2 separate regions of the Homo sapiens genome follow, and region 2 is linked to region 1. The links are chromatin contacts, found by Hi-C or POLR2A ChIA-PET in ENCODE. All regions are on one chromosome and are shown on one strand. The core of a region is the stretch at or near the end of the contact, and the rest is flanking DNA. Distances in the headings are between cores, read along the strand shown. Region 1 has its middle 20 kb from the start of WDR73. Region 2 overlaps PDE8A (phosphodiesterase 8A).

The links. Hi-C counts contacts between places; a loop is a spot of excess contacts on that map. ChIA-PET counts read pairs that join two places held with the same protein, here RNA polymerase II (POLR2A). Pooled maps may share reads with other maps.
Region 2: a loop to region 1 is called in a pooled map, with 2.2 times the contacts of the local background. The contact joins two enhancer-like sites. A Hi-C loop is called at or near these places in 3 of 50 pooled maps. POLR2A ChIA-PET finds 5 or more read pairs at or near these places in 6 of 52 experiments (B cell, GM12878, H1 and 3 more).

What each region holds. Positions count from the first base shown.
Region 1 is chr15:84,631,794-84,636,807 of GRCh38, forward strand. It overlaps the pseudogene SCAND2P and the pseudogene EGLN1P1. Among named protein-coding and RNA genes, the nearest start is that of WDR73, 20 kb to the right of the region's middle. RefSeq lists an enhancer at 51-100 and silencers at 1,595-1,944, 2,415-2,494. Within about 2 kb of position 2,343, at least 6 of the 41 ENCODE cell types and tissues checked have a DNase peak (open chromatin) inside an H3K27ac peak, as active enhancers do.
Region 2 is chr15:85,022,226-85,027,724 of GRCh38, forward strand. All of the region lies in intron 1 of PDE8A (phosphodiesterase 8A), which reads left to right. Among named protein-coding and RNA genes, the nearest start is that of PDE8A, 43 kb to the left of the region's middle. Within about 2 kb of position 2,587, at least 5 of the 41 ENCODE cell types and tissues checked have a DNase peak (open chromatin) inside an H3K27ac peak, as active enhancers do.

The sequences.
Region 1 (5,014 bases), core at 1,093-3,592:
CCACTTAGTGACTCCTAAGTGGAAGTTCTAAGATGGCTTCCCAGTGAGGTGATGAAGAGGTTTGAGCTTTAGAGTGCGGTTGCAAAGCTCTTCTCTGACCTGAACAATGGCTGTAGCTGTGGACCAACAAATCCAGACTCCTTCAGTACAAGATCTCCAAATAGTTAAACTGGAAGAAGATTCCCACTGGGAGCAGGAAATTTCCCTTCAAGGGAATTACCCTGGACCAGAGACATCCTGCCAGAGCTTTTGGCATTTCCGTTACCAAGAAGCATCACGACCCCGAGAGGCCCTCCTCCAGCTCCAGAAGCTCTGTTGTCAGTGGCTAAGGCCAGAGAAGTGTACAAAAGAGCAGATCCTGGAGTTGCTGGTCCTAGAACAGTTCCCGACTGTCCTTCTCCAGGAGATCCAGATCTGGGTCAGACAGCAGCATCCGGAGAGTGGAGAGGAGGCAGTGGCCCTGGTGGAAGACTTGCAGAAAGAACCTGGAAGACAGAGGCTGGAGGTGAGCTATAAAAACATAGTTCCGAACAGTTAAAATAGAGGTATGTGAGAGACAGAGCTGCCTTGGGTTACTAGCAGTGTGGGCATACTTCACTATTGATGTTAAACTGGAATTTGCTTATTTCGTGGTCATGGTATCTGCAACTTTCCTTCCAAGTTCAGGCTGACTCTTCAGAGAATGCACAACATTGGCTGCTCTGAGTGTCCGTCCCTGCCATTAAATAAGAAAATTGCTTAAAATGGTATGAGCCTCACTGTGATCAGGGAGGAGCACATGTGACAGGGATGTCTTTTTGGAGAACAGCTCTCACTCTGTAGCAGCCAGCCAGAGGCAAGCGGCTTCGGTGGTCTTTGTCGACATTATTGAGCCTATTGCAAAACACCTGAATTATCCTATGTCTTTTTGCCTAGGGTTTGGCAAGGCAGGTAGGAGCAGTCCCCAGAGAGCTGGGTGGCCAGGATGCAGTGGTCCATGGCCTTATCTCCATAAAGCCTTCCACATGTCTGCCGTCTTTACTGCTGTTGCAGGCTTTTGCATAAGACTGGCTTTTTCCTCTGCTTTTTTTTTTTTTTTTTTTTTTTTGGAAAGGGAGTCTCGCTCTGTCACCCAGGCTGGAGTGCAGTGGTGCCATCTCGGGTCATTGCAACCTCCGCCAACCGGGTTCAAGCGAGTCTCCTGCCTCAGCCTCCCTAGTAGCTGGGACTACAGGCGCCCACCACCACGCCCGGCTAATTTTTGTATTTTTAGTAGAGACTGGGTTTCACCATATTGGCCAGGCTGGCCTCGAACTCCTGACCTTGTGATCCACCCACCTCGGCCTCCCAAAGTGTTGGGATTACAGGCGTGAGCCACTGCACCCAACCTTTCCTCTGCTTTTTTATGTTTGGGATGTTTAAGTTTTAGTCCCTACAGAATTTTGACCACTTCCAGTCCTTGAAGAGGGACAGGATGTGCTCTCAAAGAAGGAGCCCTCAGGATCAGTACTGAGTTCTCTAAACATCCATCCGAAGCAAGCACAGACAGAATCTGTCTGTTCCAGGCAATGGTGAAGTTCACAGCAGAACCAGAGGAACAGTTGAAGCACAGCCCCAAAATAGAACGAACTCTAGCCCGTCCGCAAGAGTGATAAGAAATCGCAGTGTGGGCCCACGCGCGCCGCACGGCCGGGTCGCCGCCGTACCGTGGTGTACGTGCAGAATGCGCAGAGCGAGCGGCACCCGCTTACCCTGCGCTCCTCCGCAGCCTGGGCCGGGCCGCCCGGGACGCTGAGGCGGTGGCGGCAGCCGAGGGGGCCGGTCTTGCGCTCCGCAGGCTCGCGCGCCCGAGCCCGGGTTGCCGTTCGCCGCACAGGCCGCGTTCTCTCAGCCCACGGCGGCGATTAGGCGCTGAGGCGGCCGCCTGCGCTGCGCCGGAGCCTAGGACTCGGAAGCGACCCGGCCGAGGGCCCTGGGTGCCAGCCTCCTTGAGTCAAGGGTAGCGGGTGCATGGCGCAGTGACGGCCCCTATCTCTCTCTCCGCTCCCCAGCCTCGGGCGAGGCCGTCCGGCCGCACCCCTCCTGCTCAGCTGCGGTCGCCATGGCCAATGACAGCTGCGGGCCCGGCGAGCCGAGCTCGAGCGAGCGAGACCGGCAGTACTGCGAGCTGTGCGGGAAGATGGAGAACCTGCTGCGCTGCAGCCGCAGCTCCTTCTGCTGCAAGGAGCGCCAGCGCCAGGACTGGAAGAAGCACAAGCTCGTGTGCCAGGGCAGCGAGGGCGCCCTCGGCCACGGAGGGGGCCCTCACCAGGACTCCGGCCCCGCGCCGCCCGCTGCAGCGCCGCCGTCCAGGGACCGGGCCCTGGAGGCCAGGAAGGCAGCGAGGCGCCGGGACAGCGCCTCCGGGGACGCAGCCAAGGCAAAGGCCAAGTCCGCGGCCGACCCCGCGGCGGCCGCGTCCCCGCCTCGCGCGTCCCCGGGCCGGACAAAAGCCATGGCTGCTTGTTATCCGGTCAATGGAACGGGTTATGTACGTCATGTTGATAATCCAAATGGAGACGGAAGACGTGTGAAATGTATTACATTACGTTAAAGAACGGGATGCCAAGGTAAGTGGAGGTATACTTCGAATTTTTCTAGAAGGTAAAGCCTAGTTTGCTGACATTGAACCCAAATTTGATAGACTGCTGTTTTTCTGGTCTGACCATCGCAACCCTCATGAAGTACAACCAGCATATGCTACAAAGTACGCAATAACTGTTTGGTATTTGATGCAGATGAGAGAGCACGAGCTAAAGTAAAATATCTAACAGGTGAAAAAGGTGTGAGGATTGAACTCAATAAACCTTCAGATTCAGTCAGTAAAGACGTCTTATAGAGCCTTTGATCCAGCAATACCCCACTTCACCTACAATAATTGTTGACGCTATTTGTTAATTTGTGAATACGAATAAATGGGATAAAGAAAAATAGACAACCAGTTCGCATTTTAGTAAGGAAACAAACAACTTTGTGTGTTGCATCAAACAGAAGATTCTGACTGCTGTGACTTTGTACCGCATGATCAACTTAGAATCTGTGATTGCTTACAGGAAGAAGATAAGCTACTAATAGAAAATGTTTTTACCTCTGGATATGAAATAAGTGCCCTGTGTAGAATTTTTTTCATTCTTATATTTTGCCAGATCTGTTACGTAGCTGAGTTAATTTCATCTCTACTTTTTTAATATATGTCAAGTTTGAATTGGAATAATTTTTCTATGATTAGGTACAATTTATCAAAACTGAATTGAGAAAAAATTACAGTATTTCTCAAAATAACGTCAATCTATTTTTGTAAACCTCTTCATACTATTAAATTTTGCCCTAAAAGACCTCTTAATAATGATTGTTGCCAGTGACTGATTAATTTTATTTTACTTAAAATAAGAAAAGGAGCACTTTAATTACAACTGAAAAATCAGATTGTTTTGCAGTCCTTCCTATCTTACACTAATTTGAACTCTTAAAGATTGCTGCTTTTTTTTGATATTGTCAATAATGAAACCCAATTGTAAAACAGTCACCATTTACTACCAGTAACTTTTAGTTAATGTCTTACAAGGAAAAAGACACAATAAGAAGAGTTTAATTTTTTTTTTTTTTTTGAGTCTTGCTCTGTTACCCAGGCTGGAGTGCAGTGGTGCATTCTCAGCTCACTGCAACCCCACTGTCTCCCAGGTTCAAGCAATCCTCCCGCCTCAGCCTCACAACTAGCTGGGACTACAGGCACATACCACCATGCCTGGCTAATTTTTGTATTTTTAGTAGAGACTGGGTTTCACCATGTTGCCTAGGCTGGGGTTTAAGTTAAATTTTTTTAAAAACTAAAGTGACTGGCACTAAGTGAACTTGAGATTATCCTCAGCTTCAAGTTCCTAAGATAAGGGCTTTCTTAAGCTTTCAGATACATGTATCCTCTAGATGTAGACAATAATGTCCCATTTCTAAGTCTTTTCCTTTGCTTCTCCTTAAGTTGATTGTACTTCCAAATTTGCTGTTATTTTTTTTCCTAATACTGTGATTTATTTGATCTACAGACAGGAACCTTGTCTCTGTTGAAGAGCATCAAGGGAAGATTACATACGCCTTGAAACCGAAGTGTGTTGTTACCGACTTAATGTGCAGTAACTCCTCAGATATCTGTTAAGGCACTTCCCAGATGTGATGCCAGTCTTCTTACCTGTACTGAAAGATGTTTAGCTTAGAAAAAAAAAAAAGTGCAAAATCAGATTTAAAAAAAAAAAAAGTAGCAGCAGTGTGGGGAGGAAGGAAGTACCCTTCTGTGGGGAGGGCATAGAAGTACTCTGTGAGTGCAGAAAGTGGGGTAGAAGGTACAGCTCCCTTCTACTTAGAAGATTGGTGTGTTGACCTCAGGCTGACCGCATGAATTTCTGGGATCCTAAATGGGCACCTCCAAAGTGAAGAAGGACCTCGGTTGGCATGTTTTGTAAAACAACATAGGGGAGCCTGTAGCACCTTTCCTTATGTGAGTCAGAGATTACCGGTCCCAATAGGTTACAGTTGGAGACAGATTTTAGGTCTGGTTGGTGGGAAGGGCAAAAGGGTAGGGTTAAACTAAGGTGCAGTAATCCTTAAAACAGTTAAGTGTCCCCAGACCAATTTAGATGACTCAGGTGTGTTATCAAAACTGAAAAACAAGGCCAGTTATGGTGGCTCATGCCTGTAATTCCAGTACTTTGGAGGCTGAGGTGGGTGGATTGCTTGAGCCCAGGAGTTCAGAGATGAGCCTGGGCAATATGGTGAAACTCCGTCTCCTCTAAAAATACAAAAAAAAAAAAAAAAAAAATTAGCCGGGCATGGTGGCAGGCACCTGTAGTCCCAGCTACTCAGAAGGCTGAGGTGGGAGGATCACCTGAGCCCAGGAGGTTAAGGCTGCGGTAAGCCAAGGTCACGCCACTGCACTCCAGCCTGGGCGACAGATCGAGGCCCTGTCTCAAAAAAACAAAAAGCAAACAAAAAACCTGAAAAACAA
Region 2 (5,499 bases), core at 1,337-3,836, 390 kb after region 1:
AGCTTTGTAGAAAAGGGCAGCTAGATCTCAGCATTGGTCCAAAGACATGGGTGCTTCACATTTTGTTATATCTGTTTGGACAGGACCTGGATGGGTCGAGTTCTCACCCATGCTGGACGGGGCACCCTGCCTCTGCCTGTCTGCTCTTCTCTAGCTCTAGCACCAGTCCACCCAGGCAGCTTTGTCTGGGTATTGGAAGTGTTTTTTTTTTTTTTTTTGTAATGTCTGACATAGATCATATTAACTAGAATAAACCAGGCAAGGCGGCATTTTTCAGAAGGGGCTATGGCATGGTAGTGTCATATATATGCAAAATTTTTTTTTTTTTTTTTGAGATGGAGTCTTGTTCTGTCACCCCTGTCGCCCAGGCTGGGGTGCAGTGGCGTGATCTCAGCTCACTGCAACCTCTGCCTCCCGGGTTGAAGCAATTCTCCTGCCCCAGCCTCCGGAGTAGCTGGGATTACAGGTGCATGCCACCACACCTGGCTATTTTTTTTTTGTATTTTTGGTAGAGACAGGGTTTCACCATGTTGGCCAGGCTAGTTTCGAACTCCTGACCTCTGATGATCTGCCCACCTTGGCCTCCCTAAGTGCTGGGATTACAGGCGTGAGCCACCGGACCTAGCCAGATTTATATCTAATGGGATCAAGAGAATATTTATTTTGTTGAATGGAAGATGAAGATATATGAACATGTTTACATGCTAAAGGGACAGAGTCAGTAGGAGAGATTAACGATCAAGACAGAGGGGACTGTTAAGGGAGTTTCCCTGAAAAGGTAGACCTAGGTAATGGGGTTAGCTCTTGGCAAGAGAACGGACACTCAGGAGGAAGTTGGAAGGAATGAAGGGAAGGGAACAGTACTGTTTTTCAGGTTATGAGTAGGCAAACATTTGAAGGAGTTGTTCCCTAATTGCCTCATTTTGCTTTGTGAAATAGGAGTGAGATTATGTCCTAAGAGTTAGCAGGTACACGTCTTGAGGACGTCGCTGAATAGGGAAAGTGTTGTGGGGAATAAGAGCATTGTCTGGGGTTCACCAAAGGATTTCTAGGCTTCTGGTGGTAGAGACCATGAATTCTTGGTGGCCTCAGTCTGCAAGGCTCTGTTATTTTTCTCCCGCAGTGGTTATCAGCTCAGGTGGAGAAGCATAGGAAATAATTGGGTTGGTTGGGGATGGGGCTTTGCCACATATTGTGGTGGGAAGGCCAGGGAGGTAGGAGAACAGAGAGTGGGACAAGAGGGTTGGACTTTGTTTGGAGACGTGGTTTATGACTCCATGGTGGTCTATACAGAACTGGGGAGGTGGGATTGGAGAGAGGGTAAAAGAGTGAATGTCTTGAGAAGGTCAGAGAATTATTGGAGGAGGAATTAGGTTCAAGATTGCTAGCAGCATAGGAATATTAGAGAGTAGAATATTGGAGTTTAGCATTTTCATCATGGGACAGTTCTGGCTGATGAGGGGCTGGAGTGGAGCAGGGTAAGGTGAAGATCACTGGGTTGTGAGAAAACTTGAAATTGGTGGATGGGTTATTTATGTGGACATTGACACCACCAGGTTGATGGGAGGACATTGGTGGAGGGGGGATGACAGTGTTCCAAGTGTTCAGGGAAGGAGGGAGAGTTGAGCAGGAATGAAGTATTGAGGCCAGATGGCATGAACACACTTAAAAGATGGCATTTTGGTTGCCAAGGGATCAGGGATGGTTTGGACCTGGAGGTTTGGTGGAACTGGCTGTCCACAGCCTCCAAAGATGTCTTGATGCTACGAAGAGTGGAATTTGCTCAGATTTCCAAAAAAAAGTTGGTCATTGGGCCTTTGCTTGTATTTCTTCTTCCTGTAGCTCCCTTGCCTACCTTCTCTACCTGGCTAACTCCTGCTGGCCCTTTAAGACTGAGCTCTGAGATCACCTCTTCCGGGAAATCTTTCTTGAACCCTCTGATCCGTCTATCTGTCCCTATGTTCCTTATGCTTATCTCTAACTTAGCAGGTATCATACCATATCATCGTCTGCTGTCCTTCCCTCCCCTAGACCATAACTTCCTTGATGAAAGCAGGGACTGTATCTTTGCATCCCTGGCACAGTACCTGGCATATATTTGGTTGAACTATATGAAATTGCCATTTAAGAAGTGAATTTGGTCTAGTTTGTAATTTCTCTCCTTAATAGGTGACTTTCTTTTGTCAGCTCATCTTGAATCTTTTTCTGAAGTTACAAGCCCCTTTCTTAGTTTGGCCTTAGCCAAGTTCCATGCAGGTTGTTTCTCTTTTAGTGACCAACTAATTTCTATGTGGGCCAGTCAGTCTTTCATCTTGCTTAGGCTTTTTTTTTTTCTTTTCACCCTCTATTACTCCTACTGCGTAGGCTTTTTGTTACATTAACTTCCCTTTTGCTTTTCTCTACCCTCAGCAGAGGGGGTCAAAAGAAACTTCTTTGTTCTTAGTCTTCCTTAGCTGCCCAAAATTTCCCAGTAGTTTGCCCATGCATTTCATTCCCCTATTGACTCTTACTGAGTGACCTATGTGCCAGGCAAAAATTCGGACTTGTTCATTCTAGTTTCTCTGCTTCTAGTGTGTCTCATGCTGGTGTTTGTTGGCTCAGATGTGTTAATGGGGCTGCCGCTGCTGTTGTGGTTGTTAGTCATTCTTTTGAACAGCGGCTTTAGCTTACCAATGCTCCAGATACAGTTTTTCAGAAACTCAATGATCTGTGTGCATTACACATTAAAAAGTGCATTGAACAACAGCATATCCAGATTAAAAACAAACAAATTAGATTTATCTGGTGTTTTTCCATTATGGGTTGGAGCAAACATGCTGTGTATAAATCAGATAAACCTTTTCTTTCACTGTTTCAGACTGAGAATTGTTTGTTCTTGCTTTTGTGGTCACCAAGAATGTAATATAACTATGCTCTTCACATCCTAAGGCCACCATAAGTCCTGGATCAGACCTGTTTTTTTGAAGTCACCTGAATTTTGACTTGAGGCTCCCCCAACCCTTACTCCCACTACCCCTTTGAACTGGATCACTTTGCTTTTAAGGGGCACTCCCTTGAAGCCAGTTCCCTGAAGTGACCTACTTTCTTGAGGTGCTTGAAGAGCTTCCCTTTCATTTGGGAGGCTTCCTCAGTGCCCCCATTCCCAGGCGTTTTTTCCTGGGAGTCCTGTCCTATTCATGAATTTCCTGTTTTTTCCAGGGGGGTGGGTAGGGGGTGTGGGGGCAGGCAGTACTATGTTATTATCGTAACTAGTGACATTTAAAGAAAGAAACCCAAAGCCCAGTTAACCAATTACACTTAAATTCTCTGGGCCCAGGCCTGCTGGATGCTCTCCATCTACCAGAAATGCTTCTTATCATCCCCCCTCTTTTTTAGACTGCTAATCCTTAACAGATTAATCTGAGTTTATATTTAGATGAAAGTTATTCATTAATAGAAAAACCTGAAACTGTAGTGAGGGCTGACAGTGTTGAAGTGGATAGAGGTACATAGGCCACCTTTAGACCAAAAAGTCTTTGTAAGGCACTGGAGTCTTTAAGTGTCTGCTTTGGCACAAGGACATCAGGTTATCCTTAGGAAGCCAGGAACACCTTGAGACTCGGGCCAGAACAATGTGGCCCACCTTTGAGCTTCAGGTTTGGTCCCAGTGAGTCTCACGCCTTTTTGATGCTGACCATATATATGGGGCAAAACACTCTGTAATCTGCTTTACCCCACTACACCCATCCCATCCATCCCTAGTTGCAAAAATTTCAACTTGTATGAATATGCACAGATTCAATAGTGGAAACTCAGCACTGTTGAGTGCCAGGCTTCAAATATGGAATTAGTGACCTCTGAACCCGTGTTTGTCAAACTGCCTGCTAATGGGTCATGACATCAGTTTAGCAGATTATGCCTAGCACTATTGTTCCAGTTAAATTGCTGTGAAACAAACCACCCCAAACTTAGTGACATTAAACAGTAACCGTTTATTATGCTCATGGATTCTGTGGCTCAGGAATTGGACAGGGTACAATGGGAGGTGGCTTGTCTTTGTTCCATGATGGCTGGGGGTTGGGATCATTTGGAGGCTCTTTTACTCCACATCTGATGTCTGGGCTGGGGTGCCTTGAAGGCTAGTGGAATCAGCTGGGACCAATGACCAGAACACCTACATGTAGACTCTCCATGTGGTCTGGGCTTCTCACAGTGTGGTGGCTGGGTTCCAAGAGAGAGGTTCCCCAGAGGAAGCATTTAGAGAGCCAGTGTTCCAAAAGAACAAGGACATTTGATAACCTTGCCTCTGAAGTTACATGGCATCACTTCTGTTCCGGATTTGTGGATGCTATCTCAAGCCTGCACAGATTCAAGGGAGGTGGAGATAGAGAGATGGAGATCTATATCCCCATCTCTCAATGGGTAGAGAGTCAAAAGATTTGTGGCTGTTTTTAAAACTACTACAAGTTCATTTTAAAACAAGATAGATGCTTGAGCCCAAAAGTTTGAGGCTGCAGTGAACTGTGATCATACCACTGCATTCCAGCCTGGCCCTGTCTCAAAACAAAAAACAAAACAAAACAAAAAAACTAAATTTAAAAAATAAAACAAGTTAGAATATAGAACAACAGAGTGCCTCATGTAGTCAAAAAAGGCATTGTGAAACTTGTGTTTCAGTTATGTGTGTCTGTGTGTTCTGGTTTATGAGGTAACGTTTTTCTTTCTGTGGTCTACAAAAACATTTTTTAAAACACTGCTTAACTGTAGTAACATCTAATTTGGTTTATGAACACCAAATTTTATCTCTTAATACCTCAGTTAATAGGTTACTATTGTGTGGTTCTTTGTTATAAAGATGAGAACCTAAGGAATTGATTGTCCTTTGCCTGTAAGAACAAAAAGTCCTTTGGGACCTGTTTTCTTTGCCCTCCAGGACTCCCTGAAGGCCTTGTTGGACTGTGGACCAGACTTGGAGAGTCAGTGTGCTGCAGAATGGGCTGTGGTCTGGGCCAGGAGTCAAAACTTCCTTAAAGTTTTAGTCCAATCTTTGCCAGTCAGTTTCCTAGAGTAGCAAACAAATGTGAAATGAAGAGGACATACTTCTTTTTAGAGACAGTCAGAAAATATTTAGCCATCTGGAAGCCCAAGAACTATTCATAATAATAAAGAGACAGCTACCTCGCCTGAGCAAGGTGGTGTCTGTGGTAAAGCAATCTCAGGAAAGGCTTTCTACCTTCAGTGTTGAAATCAAAAGGAAATACTGAGATTGGGGTCTGCAAGAAAAGACATGCTATGTGTGTTGCCAAAACAATCTGCCTTCCTCCCCTTGCTGTGACTTACTGCGTTTAGTTATTCCTACCCTTTCAAGGAAATGTGCAAAGATGACTGAGCAATGGCATTTACTGTCATCTTATAAAACACTGCATTGCAAAACAATTTTTGGGAATAGTGCGATTAAATGGTAAATTTTGCTCACGTATGTTAGGAAATTTACACAATTCTGTGCTTTTATTTCTTCTT